2 separate regions of the Homo sapiens genome follow, and region 1 is linked to region 2. A link is a contact called in ENCODE Hi-C or POLR2A ChIA-PET data. All regions are on one chromosome and are shown on one strand. The core of a region is the stretch at or near the end of the contact, and the rest is flanking DNA. Distances in the headings are between cores, read along the strand shown.

Region 1 (4,078 bases), core at 236-2,735, 63 kb before region 2:
AAATAGGATTTTATACCAACAGATTTAAAGAAAAACTCCAAGTCTGAAAATGACTCATTTATTTAAAACTGTATAGAACAAAGACATTTAGTGCACAATTCCAAAAATTCTCTGATCCTTCCACAGCATGCCCAGTATGCTGCAAGAGTGCCAGCAAACACATGCTTACTGCTCACAAATGTGAAATTTAACCCCATGCACTAGGAGGTCCCTAGTGTGGGGTGGTTTTAGCTAACCAGACTAAGAGAGTACAGGGCAACATCGAGCCTTTCTCTGCGGTCATGTCTGATTCATTAAAAATCCAGCTTTCCCCGAAGATATATTAATTACCTTCTGTTTCAGAATTTGTTTTTAGAGCCTAATTCTTAATTATATCTCCAGCCATTGTGTGATTTGACCATTTTGGAACTAAAAAGTTATCCTATGAAATTCCACCTCCAACTATTGCCACACTGTTAGTTTGTCTATTTCATACACCATGCCAATCTTAGCGTGGTGCTAGCATTTCATTATAACCAGCTTTCATTTTTAATAAGACCATGTGTATATGAAATTGTAGACTTCAGTCTTTGTATGAATTGAAAGCTATTAATCTTCCCAGGGTTAGGTTATGTTAAACAGATTGTAATGTTCTTCTTTTTATTATGTTATTTAAATCCCCTTCATTTCATACTGCACCAATACATTTCTACTATCTTGGAATAAATTAATTCCAGTTACGTGATGGAAAATTTTAGTGTAAAAATATAACCTGCAGTATAATTTTTTCTGTCAGAATACCAACTAGAACTGGTATGTTTCATTCTAATTGGAAATTTGAGTTATCGCTTTGATTTTTAACAGTGGGAAAGGAAAATGAAGATTGATATCTTTCAATAGCCGTTCATTCATTCTTCATTCCTTCATTCATTCACGTATTAAGAATAGTCTATGTGCTAAGAACAGAAAGAGTGTTAGAGATATGAAGATTAATAAGACCAGATCCCTGCCTGCAGGCATTTCCTATTCTATGTCATAGATAGGGGGCTATTCTGTTTAGAGGTAAAGCATGACCCACATTGCCTCTGACAAGAAGCATAATGTCTGTAGCAGCTAACTGCTGGAGACAGGAGGCTAGAGGGCTGCCCTGGTAATTGGTATTCAAGTCTTCAAGAAAGGAAACCAGCTATTCCAAAATCAGTGGGCAAGAGGAAGTTGTAAAGTTAAGTGAAATGACTAAAATATGAATAACTAAAGGTTGGAATCTGGTAGAAGGAGAGGAGAGCATCGGTCAGCACCTTAGTTTGGGAAGGTGGTGTGGCCATAGTAGGCTTTATTTAGAAAGAAGCAATTCTTAGGTACCAGCTAGGTTTCAGTTCCTTAAGGGGAGAAAACTGGCAAAATATAGGCAGGTTTCCAGGGTGCAAAGCCACGTTCTAGCTTCAGCTCAGGCAAGGCCCTGGGGTATGAATCACCACCAGAGTAGCCCAGCCAAAATGACTAAGGGATCTAAGCTGGTTGCTAATGAAAGAGGTTGCAGCTCAAGGCAGCTCTGCTGACGCCCACTGGATACTGGGATTACATTGATTTAACACATGGAAACCACTTAATATGGTATGTGGCACAACACAATTAAGTACTCATAAATATTTGCAGATAATGCTGCTGCCATTGCTGTTTTTGTCGTTAGAAGACTCGGGAAAATCATCTAATACAGGAATCCATCTGTTGGCGGGGCTTGGGCTTCTAATATTTGACTGGTTGATTTTTGTCGACCCAATCTTAACAATATTATACACAGCCATTACTTCAGGAAAGGCAGTTGTAAAGAATGGTATAAATTTCCTGTAACTTGACTGCCACATTCTAGCTGAGTCACCTCTATATACCTCAGTTTCTTTGTATCCGCAGTGAAGATTAATGACCTCATAGGGTTGTTATTAGAATGAAGTGAATTACTACACTGGACTTATTTAGGACAGTAACTCGCACATAGTGAGTGCTCAAGGAAATCTCAGACCCTGCCTGCTAGTGGAGGGTCCAGCTCCTGATACATTTGGGGGCAGGTTTAAGGAGTTCATTGATTTAGAGCTGTAAGGGCTGATCTTTCACCCTGCATGTCTTCAGCAACTGTGGCTGGTAAAGTCCAGAGCAGTCAAAGGCTGACAAATCCTTGTTAGAAATCACAAATGCCCATTCTCACAACTTCTGTGGTGTTTTCCATCCTTTCCCTAGAATACTTTCTTTTTAAGGCAAAGGAAAGAATAATCACTGCAGATAGCACACAGTATTTTTTTGCAACATATTTTCAAAAATTATGATGAGAAAAGTGTATCATTCCTGTGAAGAAACAGCATAAGGAAAATGATTTGAGAAAGAAACATGGTTCTTAAACTGAAACAAGTGTCAGAAGGAATCCCAGAAGGCAGAAGGAAATATAGTAATCATGATGAAGTCTAGAGCTCACACCGGTTAACAGAATGGCAGCAGCGATATTCATCTCACGCCTCTTCCATGCTGTCCCTGAGTGAGCTTCTGCTGAATTGCCTGGCTGGTGAGGATTGGTTTCAGCAGCAGAAGGAATGGGCTGCCAGCTGAAGGCTCTGGTTCTGATCCTGGGTAGGGTCAGAGAAAGCAAGATGTGACCATCACTTTTGACCTTGGTCTTGAATTTGATTCCATGGAACAACGATATTTTACAAACCCAGTTGAAGGTTTATCCCTTTTTCTATTCAACACAGGGAGAGTCCTTAGAGCCCCAGGAAGACTTAGCCCTTTTTCATTCTAAGAGTAAACCACATCTAGGTTTCCAGAGATGAAAAGACCAGGCTCTGATCTTCCTTCTGGAAGCCCTTGCCTATTCAACAAGCATGAGTATTAAATGCTATTGCCTTGGAATCATAATTCAGTTTTCACAGTTTGGGCTATGTCAGAACCATTCTTGTCAACCCCCTGTTTTCTGAGAACCCGAAACCTGCTTGTTTAGAATTTTAGAATCTACTTGACTCTTACAGGGGAGAAAAGATCTCTTTTCTCACCCATCGCTAGGTTCATGGCTGAGGCACCTATAATGAAGGACAAATCAACAACATAAAAGCATGCGAATTTATTTAATATAAGTTTCACATGACACAGGAGCCTTCAGAAATGACCCAAAGAATCAGGGAAAAGTGTGTATTTTTATGCTCTGATTTGAGGAAAAGTAGATGTCCAGTATGACTGGACAAAGGGGAATGGTAATAAACTGGGGTGACCACAGCAAGGCCTGTTTCTGCAGAACCTCCTGTGTCCCTGTGTTTTCAGAGGTAAAAATTTTCCTTTCCTTCCAGTATAGTAAGGGCACCTCTGGTATGATAGTCTCATGACCTGCTTCAGGGGAGAAGGGGGAAGGGGAAGGTGAGAGTGACCATCCTGCTTCTGCTGTCTTCTCAAATACCAAGCTGCCATATTGTGGATTTTGGAGTAGCGTAACTTGAATCCTTTTTTTTTTTTTTTTTTGAGACGGAGTCTCACCCTGTAACCCAGGCTGGAGTGCAATGGCACAATCTCGGCTCACTACAACCTCCACCTCCCAAGTTCAAGTGATTCTCCTGCCTCAGCCTCCCGAGTAACTGGGATTACAGGCACATGCCACCATGCCTGGCAAATTTTTTGTATCTTTAGTAGAGATGGGGTTTCACCATGTTAGCCGGACTGGTCTTGAACTCCTGACCTCGTGGTCCGCCCACTTCGGCCTCCCAAAGTGCTGAGCCACCGCACCCAGCCGCATAGCTTGAATCTTATCAATACCTTAACCAAATGACTCTGACAGTTTTCCTCTTCTTATCTAAATTCTTGAGGGTCACCCACACTTCCCAATGTCTTTTGAAACTTGACCTCTTTTCTGCTGAATTGAGGAAGATACCTGATTTCTTTAACCTCACCAAATTCCTACTTCTTACTGTTGTTCATTGCTGGCTGAAAATTTACTTTGGCGAGTTCACCAAGAACATACTTATCGGTTCACTGTTTATATTTGCACTCAAGATAACACTTGAGGCCCTGCTACTCAAAGAATTTAGTGACAACTTTCTTCATCACTCTCATATCTTATCTGTCA
Region 2 (4,062 bases), core at 237-2,736:
AAGTGTGTAATTAACTGATGGCCTTAGGTAAACCCTAACTTATCTGTATCTCAATTTGCATGGATGAAACATTCATAATATAAAAGTATACACCACAAATATACCTACTCAACCAAACTATTGGCTCCTTAATGACAAAGATTAAGTCTCTATATCTTTCCTAACTTTGTACCTAATAGGTTCAAAATAAATATTTTTTGAATGAACAAATTAGTGAGTCAACAATCAGTCACCCGGTTGGCCAGTACCTATGGTGTTTTAAGTGCAATCTACCAGATAATTCAACCTTCATAATAAATAGATTTATCTTGAGATTATCATTGCTATAATAGTGTAGTAGCATACTTCATATAAGTTTATTTTGTGAACCTTAAGAAGCTCAAGGACAAACATCTGTGTAGTATTCCTAACATTTTCTAAATTGCATATTTTATTTTCATAGAGGTGCTCTACGTCTTTAGTATTGCTTCTAATTCTCTCATATCACTATTTTGGACCCTTGGGTCTGGCTGTCTTGGAAAGGTGAAAAGAAAGGTATGGGGAAGAGGATGTGTTTTAACAAAGATAATTTTATCTGTTCAAGGGATTCAGGAAGTAATTATCTTAACATCTGAATGCTAACATCTGAATATTGTAAATACGTATTCTGTATGTACATGGGAGAAAATATCTATATCTGATACCTTTTCTATCATCACATAAAGGAACTGACTTCTCTGGTTTAAAATATTAACCAAAATTTATATGACAAAATCAGTATATATGAGTATATATTTTCTCAAACCTCTTTCAAACAGGCCTTTTTGGGAGACAAGACACTTATCAAAATCAAGGCTCTTGACATTAAATATTCTTGTTTGTCTTTTTTTAAAAAAAAGTCTTCATTTTTCTTTCTTTTAAAATGCAATAAATTATACTACAACATGCAGTTTATGGTGAGTTATTAGATACTGAAAAATTGGCTTTCCATTATTTTAATGCAGATTCTACATTGCTTTTTTTTTACTACATAAAGCCATTTGTTTTAAGCTCCATGCTACAAAGACCACAGATGTTCATTGCCTAGAACAGTGTCTGATACATAGTAGTTGCTTGAAGTTTGTTAAGTGACTAAATTAAAGAGGATCTTACATATAACCATGTTTAAAATTACATATTGTTATTTATAGTTTTTCCCACATGATAAGAATTATTGCCATTTTCTTTAACCTCTGACCTCCTTGAACCAACTATTTCTCTCTTTTTGTGGGAGTTTTATCCTTTTGTATTTAATCTGAATCTTTTGAAATTCTAAAGATACAATCACTTAACCCTCTCTTCCATCCACTTTCTTTTCTTAATTTCAGGCAACAATGTGAAAATAATGGTGCTTATGTCTTTGTAATAACAGAACTTTCTTTGTCTTTTCTTTGGCCTCATTTTAATCTTCAATGACTCATATTTAAGAAATGAACTGTGCAGCTGTGGTGGATCTAAGTCCTTGGCAACAACTCGATGGGCAAACACGTGGTCTCTCACAATGGATGCTCCTTAGCTTTGAATTATTTACTGTCCAGTTTTAACAATGGAATTATATCATCAAATAGTGCCTTGGACTTTTTAAGTTTTTAGTGCCTTAAGTTTTTAAGTTTGATGAGACCTTTAAGATCCATTTCCGGCCGGGCGTGGTGGCTCACGCCTGTAATCCCAGCACTTTGGGAGGCCAAGGCGGGCAGATCACGAGGTTGGGAGATGGAGACCATCCTGGCTAACACGGTGAAACCCCGTCTCTACTAAAAATACAAAAAATTAGCTGGGCGTGGTGGCGGGCGCCTGTAGTCCCAGCTACTCGGGAGGCTGAGGCAGGAGAATGGCATGAACCTGGGAGGTGGAGCTTGCAGTGAGCCGAGATTGCGCCACTGCACTCCAGCCTGGGCGACAGAGCGAGACTCCATCTCAAAAAAAAAAAAAAAAAAAAAAAAGATCCATTTCCTTATTTTACAGACCTTGTTCCAACAATTATCTCCACCTTCTGTCAAGGTCGTAACATATATCTAGGGTGACCAACTTTCCTCGTTTTCCTGAGACTGTCCAATTTTCCTGAAACTATTCTGGTTTTAACATCGAAAGTCTCTCATCCTGAAAAACTCAATGCTGGACAAACCAAGATGGTTGGTTACCCTACTGCTAGCTTCCGTCTTTCACTCTAGGTTCAAATCATTCCTATGCTAAAAAGAACTTCTTATCCCTTTGTCTTGTTATCCTCTCTGTCCTCCTGTCGTGTCTTCCTCTTTTCCTTCTCAGAAAAAGAAAATTGAACATTTGATTTTCACTTGAAATACCTACTCCTTCTTCCACTCACTCCTCAGCTATGCCTACTTCTGAGGCTTCTGCCCTCCACTGAAATTGCTCTCAGCACATCTAGTGAACACTCTGCAATGCTGATCTTACTTTACTTCTGTGTTTCATTGGACTCACTTGGTCACCCTCTTCCTCTCAAAATTCTCACTCTCTCCTTGAAATTTCTACACTCCTCATTTCCCCTAATCTCTCCACCTATTTGTTCCTTTTCTATCTCTCAAGAGATCCTGTTCCTCTGTTTGCCCATTAAACTTTGATATGTAGGCACTCAACGTATATTAGCTGAATGAGAAAATAACTCCTAAGTATTTTTTTTCTCCTCAAACCTCAGAATTTATTATTTCCTTGTGGAAGGAATGTTAGCTTTCCAAGCTGAGCATATCACAGTCCCTTACTCTGTCCCCCATGCACAGAACACCCCCCCCACACACACACACACACACCATCATGTTGCATTTTTAATATTACTCTTCAATAATTTTATCCTGAATGAGCATGAGGGGTTCTGAATCAGAGGCAGATTTCATTTAATTACCTTACAGTAAATATTGTTGCTGTGCCCTTCCTTTGCCCAAAGACTTACCCCTAGGGCAACATGATGAACGCTGATGAAACATTTTCCTACTTGAGTGGCTGGGTACTCCATAAGTGGGAGACTAGGAAAAATCATTTTTTCTGCTTATAAAGGAGAAGGAGGCTGCTATCCATCTCTCATTCTGAAAGGTTCTCTGTGGAAACATAACAGGCCTGAGTCCTAATTCCAGCTTCTGCAGAAACCAGCTAGCCCTGTGTGTCTCATGTTTTACAATCTGGAAATGTCTCCAAGGTATGGGCTTCATATTTTTTGAAATGTAAATACCTAGAAAGATACCCACTCCAGTCTTTCTAACAACATAGAGTTCAGCTTAGGAACCTACCCTGAGCTATAACCGTTTGACCCTCTTGGATCAGAGAAATGAACTAGACAAATTGCTACAGATCTAATCTCCATGGTGTGGGAAGTTTCTCAGGAGGCTAGAGCTTTCTGTAGGTGAACTGAGACATCCAGGAAAGTTTATTTCCTCATACTTAGTTGAATTGCACCCAGCGTTTGCTCATCTACTCAACCTAGACACTAAGTGTCATTCTTGTTTCTTTTTCTCTCTTCTCTCCAGCATCTATTCAGTCACCAAATTTTCACACTTCAGATTTTTAGACATTTCCCTATCCTATCCCTGTCATTTTTCCTGGTACCATTGCCCTGAGTCAAATCCTCATAATCTTGCACTGAATTCTTACAATTGCCTCATTATCTCTCTGATTCCATTTCTGTTCTTCTCAAATACATACTCTGTATTTATATCAGGAAGATCTATTTGAAGCACACATATTCCTGTGCCACTCCCTTGGTTAAAACCGTTCAAAGGTTCCTGATTACCTTCAAGGCAACACCTAAGCCTCTTAGTGGACCATATGTGATCATAGAGAGGCAGAGCTTCAAATTCTGGTTTAAAAATCTAATGTATTTCCAGATAGCAATAGTGTCTTTTTCATCTTTGGACATGCCCTCTCCTTGTTCTTTATGCTCTAGAAACACTGGCCTGCTTGAGATTCCGATACATACCATACTGCACTATGTCCTATGACTCTGCACTTGCATTTTCCTCTTCTTGGAATGTTCTCTAGCATACTCTTCCTTGAATAAGTCATGTTCATGCTTTTGAATTCTATGTGATTACTAGC

What was found. A loop is a pair of places that touch in the nucleus more often than their neighbours do. ChIA-PET counts read pairs that join two places held with the same protein, here RNA polymerase II (POLR2A). Pooled maps may share reads with other maps.
Region 1: a loop to region 2 is called in a map with no recorded cell type, with 4 times the contacts of the local background. The contact joins two enhancer-like sites. A Hi-C loop is called at or near these places in 2 of 168 maps with a recorded cell type or tissue (A673 and endothelial cell of umbilical vein), 1 of 37 single-sample maps with no recorded cell type and 1 of 50 pooled maps. POLR2A ChIA-PET finds 5 or more read pairs at or near these places in 1 of 52 experiments (HEK293).

The regions. Positions count from the first base shown.
Region 1 is chrX:31,543,723-31,547,800 of GRCh38, reverse strand. The region is part of intron 55 of DMD (dystrophin); the gene reads left to right. Among named protein-coding and RNA genes, the nearest start is that of FTHL17, 470 kb to the right of the region's middle. Within about 2 kb of position 1,485, at least 3 of the 41 ENCODE cell types and tissues checked have a DNase peak (open chromatin) inside an H3K27ac peak, as active enhancers do; they include endothelial cell of umbilical vein, where a contact is called at or near this core.
Region 2 is chrX:31,480,940-31,485,001 of GRCh38, reverse strand. All of the region lies in intron 57 of DMD (dystrophin), which reads left to right. Among named protein-coding and RNA genes, the nearest start is that of FTHL17, 410 kb to the right of the region's middle. Within about 2 kb of position 1,486, at least 2 of the 41 ENCODE cell types and tissues checked have a DNase peak (open chromatin) inside an H3K27ac peak, as active enhancers do; they include endothelial cell of umbilical vein, where a contact is called at or near this core.